Linked DNA regions of Mus musculus: region 1 is linked to region 2. A link is a loop called in an ENCODE intact Hi-C map of the cell type or tissue named here. Cell type or tissue: heart. All regions are shown on one strand. Links, peaks and the distances in the headings refer to the core of each region. The heading gives the core; the rest is flanking DNA.

Region 1 (8,333 bases), core at 230-8,229, 59 kb before region 2:
GCAGACGACCCTGTGTGGATAGCCATGAGTACTTCCAAAATGTTCAAAAATGTAAAGTGTTAGTAGCATATACTCAGGTGCTAGAATGAAATGCATAGATGTGGAGAGCCGTGCCGCGAGCAATCGCCATTATAAGATGGCGCTGGCTTCCACTGCGCCTAACTAGTAAATAAGCCTTATGCGCAAGTGCAAGAGTGAACTCACGCCTAGTCACTGCCCATCTCGCGGGGTAGTAATGGGGTGATGGGCGAGCAATGAATCAGGAACTGTCACGCCACATCAGGTGCTGAAACGTCACGCTGCGGGCTATATAAGCAGCGCCATTTTCACGTTCGGGGTCTTCCCTCCTGATAAGTAAGCAATAAAAGCTTTGCCGCAGAAGATTCCGGTTGTCCTGAGTGTGTTCTTGCTGGCGGGGACAAAAGCTCGGGCAATACATAGAGAATCCTCAAGCGTTCTCAGGGGACAAGACCTCTGACAGCACCACGGAGAGCCCTTTCCAGCTTCCGGCTCACTCAGTGGTAGGTGGCTGGTGGAGTTTGGGACCCTCTGTTGCACCTGCTCTTTAGCATGGGCATTTGTTTGTACTTGCCTGTGCCATCAGATCTTTTCTGGACCATCTGTGTCTTCTATGCAGAGGCTGGGCCCAGGGGAGCTGCAAGGCTTCTAAGGAGCCTGAGATCATGGCTCCCCACACAGGCAGAGACAGCCCCTTTTCCTGTCACCTCCCTGTGACTTTGGGGTGCTGGACTATGGGCATCATCTTTCCCTCTGTGATATGAGAAGGTGGAGGCTACCCAAGTCTTGCCTGGGTGTAGACTCCTTTTCACTATACAACAATTAATACCTCCCTCCACTTTTTTTTTTTTTTTTTTTTGAGACAGGGTTTCTCTGTATAGCCCTGGCTGTCCTGGAACTCACTTTGTAGACCAGGCTGGCCTCGAACTCAGAAATCTGCCTGCCTCTGCCTCCCGAGTGCTGGGATTAAAGGTGTGCGCCACCACGCCCGGCACCACTATTCTTGAACAAACTAAAACCCCTTCCCAAGAAAACGGCAGAAATACTGTGAGAAATACACACATGCCATTTAGAATCTAGTGCTAGTCAATAGAGCCTGTTTAAAGAGGATGTTTCTGGGGCTGGAGAGAAGCCCAGCAGTTAAGAGCACTTGCTACTTTTGCAGAATACCTGGGTTCAGTTCCCAGCAATCCATATAGCTGGGCTACTCACAACCCTCTGTAGATCCAGTTTCAGGGATCTGATGCCCTCTTCTGGCCCCCACAGACAGCTGGTATGCTCATGATACACAGACACTCGTGCAGGCAAAATGCTCATATATAATATAATAATAATAATTCATAATCACAAGTAATAAAAAGATTCTTTTTCATTCAGAGAAGAACAAATCTACTCTAATCACAAAATTTTGTCCAAAATTCACAAATAAGACTCTAGTATAAAAAAGCCTGCAGACGCCGGGCGGTGGTGGCGCACGCCTTTAATCCCAGCACTTGGGAGGCAGAGGCAGGCAGATTTCTGAGTTCGAGGGCAGCCTGGTCTACAGAGTGGGTTCCAGGACAGCCAGGGCTACACAGAGAAACCCTGTCTCGAAAAAACAAAAAACAAAAAAGAAAGCCTGCAAACAACCCTTAAAGAAATGAAAACAGATAAACAGACAACCATAATCTCCCCTCCAAGAACAAAAACAACAACAAAAAAGCGAGACACTAGATGACTACAGTTATGTTCTGGGGATTTTGAGTAAAACTTAAAATGATCTAGCTTTGGTAACCATAAAAGGCAGACCAAAATCCACTCAGACTGCCTTCCCCTCCTCTCACTCTCTCCAAGAAGAGAAGATGGATTGTTAATGGCACAGGGCAGCGGCAGGAAGCAGCACCTACAGCCAGCTTCACACACAAGAGGGAACTCCACCTCACAGCCTTGGGTGCCCTGCACAGAAAAACTTCTCTAGTAATGAACTATTGAGATGAGCTCTGTGATGGTTTGTATAAAGCTTGGACCAGGGAGTGGCACTATTAGGTGTGGCCTCATTAGAGTAGGTGTGTCACTGTGGGTGTGGGCTTTAATACCCTAGAACTAGCTGCCTGGAAGGGAGTATTCTGCTAGCAGCCTTCGGATGAAGATGTAAAACTCTCAGCTCCTCCTGCACCAAGCATGCCTGGATGCTGCCATGTTGCTGCTCTGATGATAATGGACTGAACCTCTGAACCTGTAAGTCATCCCCAATTAAATGTTGTCCATTACAAGACTTGACTTGGTCGTGATGTCTATTCACAAGAATAAAATGCTAGCCAAGACAATCCCTGAGAACAGTCTTGAGATTACGTTTCTTTTAGCTTAAACACTGACTCTTATGGTGGCTTCCGGGATGTATGGACCTTGCCAGGTCTCAGTGGCCCTGACCAAGATTGGTGCATTGGGCTTGAGCCTTGCTCATTAGACAGTCACAGCCCTGCACAGCCAGAGGAGTACGCAGTGCACTTCTTGACTTTTCTCTCTCTTGAGTACACTTGTCATTGTCCCCTGGGCTGGATTCTGCCACTGGCTAGAGAGTGGAGGGAGGAAGAAGCAGCTGGAGGGTCCCCTAGTCACTGCTACTACAGAGCCTTAGAAGCGTAATAGAACAAAGTCCAGAAATAGACACATTGCTTCTGGGCTTCCCTGAGCAGGGACACCCTCAGAGGAGACGTGAGGCTTATAGGTACCCAGATCACACGGCCTAGACATACAGTGGCTGATCTCTGTTGACACAGAGAGCTGGTCTTGCTGCTTGTCTTCCTGTCTCTTGGGTGCCTGGCATCAGCTAAGGAAACAGGCTTGCTCTTCCAGCTCCACACTGCCTCTCTCAGCCTCCCAAATCCACAGCCAAGGCTGTGAGATAAACACCAGGGGACCCCGATCTGTAGCTTCAGCCGAGTGTGTCTGTGTGACTTAGATTCACAAGCTGTGCAGAGAGCAAGTGACCCAGTAGCCAGGCAATGTACATTTGCAGTGGGATGAGTAGGATGTTATTCCTTGTCTAAGTGGATACCTGCTCAGGCACACTCACTTGGGAATCCTTTTTTTGTTGTTCTGGGAGATTGTCATCCCATCCAACCTCCCAGCTACCATTAACTACTATTGTTTGCTTTGTTTACTCCTGGGAGACTTCTGAGAGCCTCCTATAGACCAAGCAGTTCTTGGAGGCTCTAGTGCAGAGATCTTGACACCAAGTGTGTGTGTACCAAGGTTCCTATATTCTCCCAATCCCGAGAGACAGGGAGTGGAGTGTGTGCCCTGTCCAGGGCTTCCACAGTAGGGATGTCAGTACTGGCTTTTCAGAAGCAAGGAGCCACTCAGAGCTGGATCTGTCTCCACTGGTCTGGACATAAACTATCCATAGAACTGAGGTAGTTAAAAACCAGAAGACTGGAGTAAAAAGGGCCTTTTGCATTTTTAAGAATTTCCATACAACCCAAGGCAAAGGAAATACAAATATGAGAGCATTTCTAAATGGAGTGTGATGTGCTGCTGTGCCCTCAAATAGAAGAAGCTAAACAGCCCCTCCTCTAGACTCCTTTCTTAAGCACACCATCAAGGAAGAACCCCTGGTGGCCCTGGTGCTCGGGGGACCACTGTCTAGCCTGGTGAAATCTCCTGGGAGTGCAGGCCATTAAAACTGTGTAATGTGAAGCCCGGCATGGTGGCACACGCCTTTAATCCCAGCACTTGGGCAGATTTCTGAGTTCGAGACCAGCCTGGTCTACAGAGTGAGTTCCAGGACAGCCAGGACTGCACAGAGAAACCCTATCTCGAAAAACAAACAAACAAACAACCCACCCAAAACTGTGATGTGAAGTTGCAGAACTGGTGATAAAGCTTCCCACTGGGCATCCAGGCAGGTGGGCTATCCTGTGTACACTGAACAGCTACCCCTAGGAGGCTGAGTGGTGGGGTAGGGATGGGGACAGGCCAGGGGAGGGCTGTTGTTTCTTAGATCCAGGTGGCCTTACTGGAGTTATTCAGGCAAGAATTCTGCTCCTTCATACCCAATCGTCCCTTTGAAGACAACACTCAGACAAACGGAGCCAGAGAGAATGCAGGGTGCCTCCATCCGCTGAGGAAAACCTAAGCAGGTGCTTTCTGCACTGGGTGGACTAGCTAGTCACCAGCATCTCCATCCCCATAAGCTAGAGGGGAGAGTGTATGGTCCCAGCACTGTGCACGGGGTTCAGGAAGCCCAGGTACCTTGCGCTCCCTGCTGGGGGCTGACGAAACCCCTTTACCTATCTGACTACCCAGCATCTGCTCTCAATGCACCCAGCCAGCCCAGCCATACTATGGATTATTAATGCCAATTTTCATGAAGAAAAAAAAGTTTTTTGTTTTTTTTAAAATTGGAGTCTCACTATGTGACTCCTGGCTGGCCATAGACTAGGCTGGCCTTGAATTCAGAGATCTCTCTGCCTCTGTCTCCCTAGCGCTGAGATTAAAGGCATGTGTCCAGATATATCCATGAGTTAAAATTTTTATTTTTTAATTAATTAATTAATTAACTAATTAATTAATTAATTAATTTGAGAAAGGGTTTCTCTGTGTAGCCCTGGCTGTCCTGGAACTCACTTTGTAGACCAGGCTGGCCTCGAACTCAGAAATCCGCCTGCCTCTGCCTCCCAAGTGCTGGGATTAAAGGCGTGCGCCACCACCGCCTGGCCGAGTTAAAATTTTTAAGCAGATGAAAATAGAATCACCAATGTAATTTTCTCAGTATCTTTCACAAATACTCTATCAAGCCTTTATTATTTCATCTATAAAATGTGTTTTAACATTAAAAAAAAACTCATAAAAAATAAAAGCATGCATCACCATGAAAACGTATCAAAACTGTCTTTTTAAATTTCTCATTCTTCCTTTTGGGCTGGGGTTATCTGGAGAAATCCTCAAGATGGTTCTGTCGTGGCTGAGTGGCCAGGGAAATGGACCTTGTGCGTACAGACCCTGTTAGCTGATGCACTGTCGCCAAACTATTTTCCATATATAGGCCCTAGGGGTGTTGGGTGTTCCCTGAAGGATCCTGGATGCCACCCATGGGCTTCCTGGAGAGCGCCTGACCCAGGCCCTGGAGGAGTTGGCAGGGTACATTCTCCCTCTTTAGCCTGGCATCCCTGGCTTCCAGGACTGGTACTGCTGGCCAGCCAGGGCTAACCCAGACACTGATGTGTGTTTGAAGCCAGCTGCCACACAAAGCTGCATTGTGGACCTTTGGCTGGCAGGCACAGCACGTGACCACAGAGGGTGGGTGGCAGCCAGATGGGTGTGCCCCACTGCCTTCCTCTGGGCTGGATTCTGCATCCTTCCTTCTGACCCACACAGTGGAAGCCCAGCTAGTTAAGGAGCCATGCAGAATGAGAAAGTACCCCTAAGACCTCCCTCCCTCTGTGTCCCTCTGTGCTCTCAGCAACCAGGCCCAGCTTTACCCAGAACCTTATCCCTTTGTCTCTGTCACAGGCTTCTTATACCACAGGAGCTTGACTGTCACATTTTTTCCTGTGAGAAGGACCACAGGGACAGAGCAGGGCTTTGAGGAGTTGGCTGGAGCCTCAGCTCCCTCATTCCACCCCCACTCCCTTTTTTTTGACCAGTTGGCTCTGACTTCCTGCCTCAGTTTGGGCCACCATGGCTGGAGGAGGAGAGAAGCCCCTAAAGTCAGGGTTTCAACTTACCCAGAAGCGCAGTTTCACATCTGAGTAAAACAGCAAGAACCTCCTGCCCAAGTCACTGACTCTTTCCTTGAACTTCAGGCATGAGTGGGTCTCACAGGCAGAGACAAATCCATACAAAGACAGCCCCCCTCCACTGAGACCAAGTGAAGAAATGGTAGCTTTTCCCTAAGGGGAGTCTGTGTGCAGCTCCCAGACACATTCCTTTCCCTTCCAGACACCAGACAGCATGCATTGCACGTGGGGTGTTATAGCTCAGATGTGGAGTGTTCCCTCAAAGGTCTGGTTCCCAGCTGGATGTTTCTGCTTGGTGGTGGGACCTTTAAGAAAGGGGACCTACTAGGAGGAAGTTGGGTCACTGGAGATGTATCCTTGAGGCCCAGGCCCCTTCCTGTCCCTGCTTTGCCAGGCACCATGAAGACGACAGCCCCTTCATTCCACCCATACACTTCCTGCCTTGTGTTCTTTGTGCCACAGGCTTGAAGACTTAACAAGGCCAAGTAACCATCGGTTGACACCTCAAAGAAACAGGAGCTCTGGAATCGATTTTCCCACTTTTAAGTATGGTATCTCAGATGGTTCTGTCACAATTGCTGGGAACTGGCTGAGAGTTTTGTGGTTGGCCTTCTTGCCTTTCTAGCCACATGGTGCCTGAAGCCTAAGGAAGCTACAAAATGAGGCATCGTTTCTGTGTGCTAATGAGGGCTCTGGTGGCCAAGGTTCTCAGACAGCCTCAGGATGGAGATCCCCATACTAGACGGTTGGTAGTTCTTAGCCCCACCTTGACCTGGTGTCTTAGTCAGGGTTTCTATTCCTGCACAAACATCATGACCAAGAAGCCAGAAGGGGAGGAAAGGGTTTATTCAGCTTACACTTACACACTGCTCTTCATCACCAAAAGAAATCAGGGCTGGAACTCAAGCAGGTCAAGAAGCAGGAGCTGATGCAGAGGCCATGGAGGGATGTTACTTACTGGCTTGCTTCCCCTGGCTTGCTCATCTTTCCTTTCCTTTCCTTTCCTTTCCTTTCCTTTCCTTTCCTTTTCTTCTCTTTCTTCCTTCCTTCCTTTCTTTCTTTCTTTCTTTCTTTCTTTCTTTCTTTCTTTCTTTCTTCTCTTTCTTTCTTTCTTTCTTTCTTTCTTTCTTTCTCTCTCTCTCTCTCTCTCTCTCCTTCTTTCCTTTTCTTCCTTCCTTCCTTCCTTCCTTCCTCTCTCTCTCTCTCTCTCTCTCTCTCTCTCTCTCTCTCTCTCTCTCTCTCTCTCTCTCTTTCTTTCTTTCTTTCTTTCTTTTTTTGACTGGGTTTCTCTGTGTAGCCCTGGCTGTCCTGGAACTCACTTTGTACACCAGGCTGGCCTCGCACTCAGAAATCCACCTGCCTCTGCCTCCCAAGTGCTGGGATTACAGGCATGCGCTACCACTGCCCGGCTCAGCTTGCTTTCTTATAGAACCCAAGATTACCAGCCCAGAGATGGTCCCACCCACAAGGGGCCTTTCCCCCCTTGATCATTAATTGAGAAAATGCCTTACAGCTGGATCTCATGGAAGGCATTTCCTCACCTGAAGCTCCTTTCTCTGTGATAACTCCAGCTTGTGTCAAGTTGACACAAAACCATCCAGTACACCTGGGATCAGGGGCAGATGAAAAGACAGAACTTCTCATTAATGGTCAGCAATGTCTTTCACCATGCTTACCCAAGGAGACCTCTGAAAAGGGCTACAGAGACAGTTTTGAGAACTTCTGCTGAACCCATGGAGGATGGATGTCCCGAGGAAGAGAAGCGGAGGCTCATTGTCCCTTCCATCTACTCTGCCCTTTGCATCTCTCCTACCCAACCCTTCGTCTGCATGCCTCAGTACTACTCAGGCCTGAGGACCTGAGTCAGTTTCCAGGCTCATGTAAGGCTTTGGCTTCAATAAAACAAAATAAAGTAAAATGATATAAGATTCAAATACAAGTTAAAAAATGAAACCAGTAAGTGCAAGCAGTGTGTGTGTGTGTGTGTGTGTGTGTGTGTTTGGAGGTTTTTTGTTGTTGTTGTTTTCTGAACTCTGTGAGCTTTCCAATACATGTTTGAACCCAAGGAAGAATTCTTAGAAGCACACTGATTTGTAGCCCATGGGTCCAAAGCACAGGTGACAGGAAGGTGTCATAGCTGATATATGAGATGGGACTAAGTCCTCAGCCTGTGGGACAGAATGCTCTTGGTTTGTGGGATACCTGCTCAGTATCTACAGGGTTGGGGACTTGAGAGAGATCAGTGCTGTGTGTGTATAGAGCAGGGACACTAACTAAGTAGTGGGCTTTCCCGTCTCCTCTGCCTGGCAGCCTTGCAGGAGTCTGGGATCTGGGGAGCCAGACCAAGCTGCTCACCCTCTTTATGTGCCTAGGCCTGCTCCTTCTCCTGGCTAAAGAGACAGTTCCAGTATAAGCCTGGGTGGCCAGCATCCCACTCTCCAGCCCCTATGCAGGTCCTTGTCCCACATACCCAAGGCATGGTATCTTCTGAAGGTGGGCATTGCCCCACCCCGTGCTCCCCAGGTGGTGGCATGCTCCTCCACAGCTCACCCCTGGTTAGCTTTTATTCTCAACTTGACCCAGCCAAGAGTTACC
Region 2 (8,333 bases), core at 67-8,066:
ACATGGTACTGGGAATAAAAGAAGACATTGTGATCTGATCCCTGTCTTCCGGGCACTTACAGACCCTGCATGAGCATCCACTGGGGGAATCTCAGACACTAGTAATGGATATTCCACACTGTCAATATTGTGCATTCTTGTTGCTGGAAGTGAGTCACTCCATGTAGCTCAAACTCAGAGAACAGATTGACCACATGAGTTACAAAGAACTTGTGACCCTGCTTAAGAACTACCACAGGGAAATAGAGGTCTTGGTTGGGTTCAGCTAACCGCTGGTTGATCCTGATCTTAGGTGAACCTCTCTCGTTCAGTCTCTCTAACATGACCTGGAATGACATTCTGTGCTATTGTATGCCACCATAGGGCACTGGCGCTGGAATGGATTCTAGCCATACCATTCCATGTCTCTGAGCCTCAGTTTCCCTGTGTGTAGCATTACCTACCTCCTAGCAATATGGCACAGTGAATGATGATCTGTAAACTCAGCAAGTGCAGAGGCGTCTGTTTATTGGAGAAGGCAAGAGTGTTAAGGAGGCTCTTGGTGGTCACTGAAATTGAAGAACAGGCTGAAAGAAGGGATTTGTCCCCTTCACACAAAAGCTCTTTCAACTCCATAGAAAATTGCCTCAGCTTTAGTTATTTTCACTGGGTAAGAAACCTTCTGTGAATATAACTAAGCATTTGGATTCATAGGAAGAATCCAGCTACTCCTAGGATTGAACTATGACTCCAGAATGAAGTCAAGCACTCTTCTGCCTTGACCAATATTAGTCCATGTGCAAGCTATCAGAGGGAGAGCCTCTATGCAGGGCTGCAACATGGTAGAAGGTTCTGACACCATGTCTCTGTCAGTCTGGGAGATAGCCCAGGTATAACCTTCCAACAGGGGACAGAAGATCAAAGCTCAAAGGCTAGCTTGCTATTGGACCCTAGCAGAACCAACTTAGATCCAGGAAATGACATTAGCTCAATGTGATACCAGCTTAGAGCTGACAACATAGGATCAGGGGTGTGACAGGCATACCTATTTCTTAGTTACTCCTCCCATGGGAGGACAGGGACTCCCACTCCCATCCCATCCTTTCCAGATAGAGGCCCTTGCATGCAGGCCACATTCCCAGAATACCTCTGTACCAGCTGGGTGGATGGATGACTGGGAGGAGCCGTGTGTGCTTTCCCGCATCTAGATCTCTGCAGACCTCAGTGTGAGTTGGTCAGATGGAGGATTCAGACCTGATCTCCCACATCGGAGGACAGAGTGGGATCCTTGCTGTGGAGTTAACTACTGCTGTGGAACCGGCCTTGCAGACAGAGTGGCATGATTAAAATGAATCTGTCACAGTGAGCAAGGGTCTGGGAGACAACAGGGATCAACCACGCTGTTTTCACTTGGGGTCTGACCTGGTTAGAGTTGGATGGTGCCTGAGCCCTGGCAATCTCAGATGCATTTTTTCGCATATCTAGCTCCTGTGCAGAGACAGCTTAGACATTCAGGGCTTCTAGGTGTCCCCCTCTGCTTCTCCCTCCCTAGGGTCTTCTCTCCACTATGAACAACCTTCTTCTGGACATTTGAAGCTCCTAAGGGAGGGTCCTAAGAGAGGCAGGCAGAAGCAAGCATGAGAAGAACTTGGAATTTGCTGAGTGTCATCACCGAGTCTCAAATCAAGGATGGCCATTATGATTCGGCCTTTAGGATTGAATATAAGGGAGGGAAAAGCAGGGCTTCTTCTTTCCAGTCCTTACCTGAGCATTGCAGGGCATTAACACAATTGCCTGCTTCTGTTGCCTGCAGGGCCAACAGGGATAGTAGCAAGCAGCGGAAACTGTCCCTGAAGCCAAATGGAGCCTTCCCTTGGTCACCGTGGCTTTTTGGATCACCACATTTTCCTAGTTTTTCTACAAATCAATTTTCTTCAAGGAGAAGCGTTTGAATTTTTAGCTGGTACAAACAAACAAACAAACAAACAAACCAACCAACCAACCACCACCAGCCACTGCAGAGGCTACGGAAGCTCACTCAGTCTAAGGTAGCCAGCTTGTGCCTCCGGCGGCCCGGGAAGGTCACTATGGGATAGGAAAAGAGTTCACAAAAGTACCGCCTTGCTGCCCTGAGGTAGTAGGGGAGGGATGAGGAAGAGAGGTCTTCATAGAAGAGGAGGCCAGGGGTTGGAGAGATGGCTCAGTGGTTAAGAGCACTGACTGCTCTTCCAAAGGTCTTGAGTTCAAATCCCAGCCCAGCAACCACATCGTGGCTTACAACCATCTGTAATGAGATCTGATGCCCTCTTCTGGTGTGTCTGAAGACAGCTGCAGTGTACTTACATAAAATAATAAATAAATCTTAAAAAAAAAAAAAGAAGAAGAAGAGGCGGCCATGTGTTGCCTGAAAGACCTTCCATTCACACTGGGTGGTTTTTGGAGGGTGTGGCAGGGTGGTGGGGCTGCAGAGAAGCAGCTACCAACATCCACGGTCTCCAGTGTTCTGCCCATGTGCTGTCTGTCCACTCCCTCAGCAGAACATGCCTTCAAGGAAGACCCCAAGCTCAGCACTGTGGCAGAGCCCCTCCCCTCCACCCACTGAGCTTTGCTTTATAGGGAGCAAAGGCCTCTGGAGCCCAAGGAGAGAGCTCTCATATCCCCATCTCCAGTACCAGCTGGCAGCTGTGACAGGATTCCCAGGCGATGACCTCACAAACCTGTGCACTGTCATTACAATTGCCAGCACTGCCAGCCGGGAGCAGCAGAGCCCCCACTTCAGTGTGACCTACTTCTTCTGGCTCTGAAATCACACTCTGAGATTGCTGCCTCCTTCACTCCAAAGAATGCACACACACGTTTGTAGGGAGAGCACATTAAAGAGTCTCCGCCCCTCACATCCCACTGAAAGCAAAATCACACTGCAAGCAACTATAGCTAAGTGTGGGGGTTGGAGAGAAGGAGTAATGACTGTCATGGAGGCAGGGATTGCTCTCTGGGGTGTGGACAGACGCCCAGTGCCAAGCAAGGAATGAGGGTGTGGCCGCACTACTCAGCTAGTCCCTCAGACAAGGGGCTCAAAAGAGCATCATAGCACATGTTGGTTAGGATTCTCTATAGGCACAGAGCCCCAATTGGGTGAGTACGTATTATGCAGCCATTGATTAGATTGGCTTATATGATAGACACAGCCCAGCAATGGCTGTCTGCATGCTACCAAGGCTGAAAACACATTTACTGCTTATTAGTCCAATTGGCTACCTCAGCAGCCCCAATCTAATCTAGTGCTAAAGGTCTGAGGAATCCAGGAGAGTCTGGTGTTCTGTCCATGGAAGATGGGCTCCAAGGTCAGCAGCAAAATAGGAAGGACACATTTACTAGCCAGAAGCAAAGGCAATCTGGGAGTGGTGAGATAGGCCTTTTCTGTGAGTTTGAGGACAGCATAATCTACATACAGGGTGTGTGTGTGTGTGTGTGTGTGTGTGTGTGTGTGTGTGTGTGTGTGTGTGTGCAAAGGCAAGCAGGCAGGTGACTTTCTCTGACCTCTTTCTGTCTGGGTTACTGCTGCTGACAGGAACTGTCCACTTGGGGTAGAGCCTTCTCTCAGTTGACTCTTTCTGGTAGATCTTACAGACCTGCCCAGAGGTCTGTCTCTTAGTTAACTCTAGAGCCAATCATGTTGATAACCAGGATCCACACAGTGAGAGTCCAAACCATGTAATCTCACATTTCCTGTTGCAACTTTCTAGTTTCAACACTCCCAACAGAGATGGGCTCTGTAAAAGGTTGTGGACAGATCCTAATTCAGGCTGGCCACAGGTGTCATAAGGGAGGATGCTTGAGCTTGAATATGAACTTGAATTTCCCCCAGAGGCCTGGTGTGGAAGGTGTCCTTCCTACCCACGTGGTGCCTTTGAGAGTTGGCGGACCTTTAAGAGGTGGGGCCTCGGAAGAGTTCTGTTACTTACTCTCTGGGGGCATTGAAAGGAAGTGGGACCCGCCCCTTTTTTCTTCCTTTCTGTGGGCCCTGAGGTAAAAGGGATACTTGCCCCACCCTTCCACCTTGATGTCCTGATAGAGGCCCAGAGCAAAGGGCTGGCTGACCACCTCCCCAAATGAGCCACAATGACATATTTCCCCCTGTATATATCGATGTATTGCAGAGATTTGTCACAGGAATAGAAACCTGGCTGACAAAGGAAGGTTAGACACATGGGAAAAGACCTGCAGAACACATGCACAGAGGACAGATCATGTGACCAGGTAACAAGTGGGCAGCTGTCTGCAGGCCAAGGAGAGTGGCCTCCCAGGAGCCAGACTTGTCAACACCATGGTCTCAAATTTCCACTCCCTAGAACTGTAAGAAAGTAAATTTCGGTTATTTACACTGCCCAGTAAGTGGCATTTTGTTACGGGAGCTCTAGAAAACCAATACATACACCAACACATTTTGATTTTTTTTTTTTTTTAAATTTACTGGGTAGGATAAGTCAGCTGATTTCCATTGCTGCTGCTGGTGCCGGGAAGTGCAGAGCCAAATGATCAGTTGGAGTGACCACAGTGCCTGGAGTGAGTCCACATTTGGGGAATATGATACCAGATCAGTATAGGAGTGAGGGAGTGGTAAGTGAGGGGCGTGGAGAGTGGGGGTGTGGAGAGGGAGGGGTAGGATACATTCCTTGTGAATATGGTTCCCACCTCATAAAATGGGTTTGGTTTCTCTAGATCCCCATATCCCAACTTCACTGCTATGGGTGACATCTGGGACACTTATATTCTCAAGTGTGTATGCTGGCAGTGTATATGTGCTCTGAGCTACGGGGTGCCCACACATTCACCTTTCACTAGGGGACACAGAAAGGACATTTTTATTTTTAGATTTGTGTGTATGTGTATGTATGTATGCCTGTATTATGTGTGTATATGTATGTGTGCAATGTATGTGTGCATATGTGTGTACATGTGTGCATATATGTGTACATGTGTGCACATGTGTATGTGTATATGTGTGTATATATGATTATGTGTATGTATATATGTGTGTATGCATGTGTGCATATGTGTGTATATGAGTGTATGTGTGTGATATGTGTGTATGTGCACATATGTGTATGAGTATATATGTATGCATGTGTGCATATGTGTGTATGTATGTATGTATGTATGTGTATATGTGTGTTTGTGTGTGAGTGTGTATGTGTATGTACATGACCATGGAGGTGAGAAGAGGGCATTGGATCCCTGGGGAACTACCAGTATGGAAACAGGAAGGGGAATGCTGGTGTATAGCTAGCTTTCTCCTGTTTCCCCTTTCATTCAGGCTGGAGTCCAGCTCATGGCATGATGCCGCCCACATTTGGAGTGAACCTTTCCTCCTCAGCCAAATCTCTATGGAAACACCCTCACAGACACATCCAGAAGTGTGCTTTCTAGATAACTGGAAGTGCAGTCAAGTTGACAATCAAGATTAGCTCTCATCCCACCCAGCCCATCTGGGTTCAGGCTCCAGACATTCCTGCATGGAACCCAGACTCCTGGGGAGAAGCACAGCCATGAAACAATGGCTAGAATCCACACACGGTGAGGGCTGCCAGCTGCTCCAGATTTCCATGATCATGCACCAGACGTCTGCCATCCCACGGTGTGGCCTATGTTGAAGCTTCCTTAGTTCCAGAATGGTTTCCAAGCTTGGTTCTGTGTCTTGGCCCCCACTTCCCTGATTAAAGGACAGTTGGGCTGATCACTAGGCACTGGGCCCATGAAGAGGAACATGTTGATGTATGTGAGCATTCCCAAGAACAAAGCACTGATCCATGATATAATGGGCCAGGCAGTAGCATTTAGTGGAAGCCCTCAATTCTTCAAGGTGGGTGTAATTAACATAATGGGCTTCAAGTTCTCAACAAGGACAAGGGGCAAGTGTCCTGACTTTCAGAGCTGTAGGGAATGGAGGTAAATCCTGGAAGAGGCGTTCTCTGTGGCCCAGGGATAGCCTCTAAGACACTGCCTCATATTGGAAATCGGAAGAGTGGGGAATGGTTTCTCATACAAATGCCCATCACAGGACAAATGTATAAGCACGTGTAGCATACTCAGTCAGGAACAAAAACTCATGCATCCGTTTGTGTGGTTTCATTTGCATGGAAGTTGGTTTTCTTGGGAGAATCCATACAAAGTATAGTCAGTTCTCCATACTTGTAATAAGTCTATGGAGCTATGTGCGTTTTAAAGATATGAAAAATTTCTAGCTCACAGATACGGAAGCTGAAAACCCATGACCAGATGACCCCATCTGTACCACCCCTGCTGAGAGTCCTCTTGGCTGGCAGATGGCAGTGGGGGGAGTTAGTGCAAGAGGAAGAGGTCACATGGTAGAAAAGGGAACCAGAGAGAGGTGGGAAAGGGCCAATCAGGCTCCAACAGGCCTTCCTTTTTAAAGCCCCCCCCCCCCCCACCACTGAGTGTCAAGCCAGACCCAGACTACAGGATGAGGGTAAGCAGGTTAGTGATGACAGGGTACCCAGGAGCCATTAGCACAGGGTTTCATTCTGTAGTGACAAAGGGGTCCTCGAAGCAGACAGAAACAGTGAATGTGTAGCCCTGGGTATCCTGGAAACTGCTGGCTGGACATTTTAATGGGAAAAATTTGGATGTTTTACATGCTTTTTGTTGTTGGTGGTGATTTTTTGTTTTGTTCTTTTGATTTTCATATCAGCTGCTAAATTAGGTTGACTATGTTATAAGACATGCCAACCTATCATTCAGTAGCAAGCAAGCTTTTTAAGCTTTTTTTTAATATAAAAACCCTTTTTATTCTTTTTGAGTTTCCCATTATGCACCCCAGTTTCTCTCATCTCCCCATCCCCTCATATCCACCTTTTGCCCTTGCAACCTCCATAGACAAAATAAAAAACACACAAGCAAAACAAAGCAAAAAAAAAAAAAAAAAAAAAAGAAAGAAAGAAAGAAAGAAAAAAAGAAAAAGAAAAGAAAAGAAAGAAAAACTTCCAAAGCCTAGAAAATATCTCATCATGGATGCCATAGTGTTTCACACCGTGTCCCACAGTATATCCCTCTGTCCACACATCTGTCCACATATCTTCACTTGCAAATGTTCATTGCAATAAGTCATTGATCTGGTTTGAGATCTCTGGCTTCTGTGACACCATCAATATTGGTTCCTAACCAGAACTCCTCCTGGTTATCCTGCTGTTGCCCTGGGTCATGGAGATCCTGCAGTTTTGGATCAGCAGGACTGGTCCTTTCATGCATCCAAACATTTTCAGATGATACGGATTTTGGAGCGGGCCTGGGTGGTAGCTGATGTGATGAGCATGCTGACTTTCCTTTCACCAACAGGGCAAGCTCTCCAGTACTGCTCTGGCTAGACCACCCAGTGCTATCATTCCGCCATAGCAGGAGGCAGGTTCAGCCCTCTTGATCTTGTGCCCTCAGGGCTGGCTCACCCACACTCCTGCCTCCCAGGCCAGCTCCACTGTGATGTCTACTACAGGCTCAGCCTGTGAGGGGCTGGACTATCTTTCTTCTCACACACTCAGGGCTATCTTGCCATGTGTCTTCACCATCAGGGCCAGTTCTACTCATATCCCAGATGAGGAGTAGGGCCTATTATCCTGAGTGCTTCAACCAGAGAGGGCTCTCATGGCCTTGGAGCCAGCTCTCCTAATTACCGCAGGTGGCTAGCCGGGATGGCATCACTTCCACAATCCCCTCACACTGGGGCCAGCTATTAGACGCTCACACCCTTGGGGCCAGCTCACCTATGTCTCTTCCATCAGGGCCAGCTCTACTGTACTGCTCAGGTAAGGTGCAGGGTGGCGGGGGCGGGGGTGTGTGGGGCTCTCCCGAGTGCCCCGCTGCAGCCCACAAGGGGCCGGGCCAGCTCTCTGGACTGCTGCAAGCGGCAGAGGTGGGAGAGGGGGCATTACCCCCCGCAGCACCCCCTTCCCCCCTGCACCCATTCTACCTCACAGCAGGGCCAGGCTTTTCCACACTGTTGCCTTTGGGGCTGGCTCACCTGTGCCCCTAACACCACGATCAGGTCTGCTGTGCTGTCCAGGGGAGGTGCAGGGCCTGCTCTCCTGAAAGCTGCAGCTGGTAAGGGACATGAATAGCTTCCCAAGCTCATGACCTTGCAGACAGTTTTCCCAACTACTGAGAGTGGCAAGGAGCATGGGGGAGGACATCACTCCCACACGCGTGCCACCTCACAGCAGAAAAGTGGAGGGATCAGCTCTCTCACACTCATGCCATCCGGGTGGGCTCACCTGTACCGCACCCATGCCTCCAGAACCAGCTCCACTGTGCTGGCCAGTCAGGGGGCGTGGCCAAGTGCT

The links. Hi-C counts contacts between places; a loop is a spot of excess contacts. Peaks named below come from ENCODE experiments on the same cell type or tissue, not always from the same donor. Only the 100,000 strongest peaks of a DNase experiment are listed, where the experiment ranks them.
Region 1: it touches region 2 in a loop (1.9-fold over the local background); 2 of 42 quality-filtered maps call a loop at or near these places.

The regions. Positions count from the first base shown.
Region 1 is chr7:63,960,089-63,968,421 of GRCm38, forward strand. It overlaps the pseudogene Gm51514. Among named protein-coding and RNA genes, the nearest start is that of Gm39024, 7.9 kb to the left of the region's middle. In heart, for the core only: CTCF peaks have their summits at 4,277 and 5,171; a DNase peak (open chromatin) is centred at 5,163.
Region 2 is chr7:64,019,017-64,027,349 of GRCm38, forward strand. Gm32633 (predicted gene, 32633) reads left to right here. Exons shown (of 6, transcript NR_169109.1): 6 at 1,793-2,393. Among named protein-coding and RNA genes, the nearest start is that of Gm20670, 34 kb to the right of the region's middle. In heart, for the core only: no CTCF peak of the experiment used is centred there; no DNase peak of the experiment used is centred there; H3K27ac peaks cover 2,529 bases.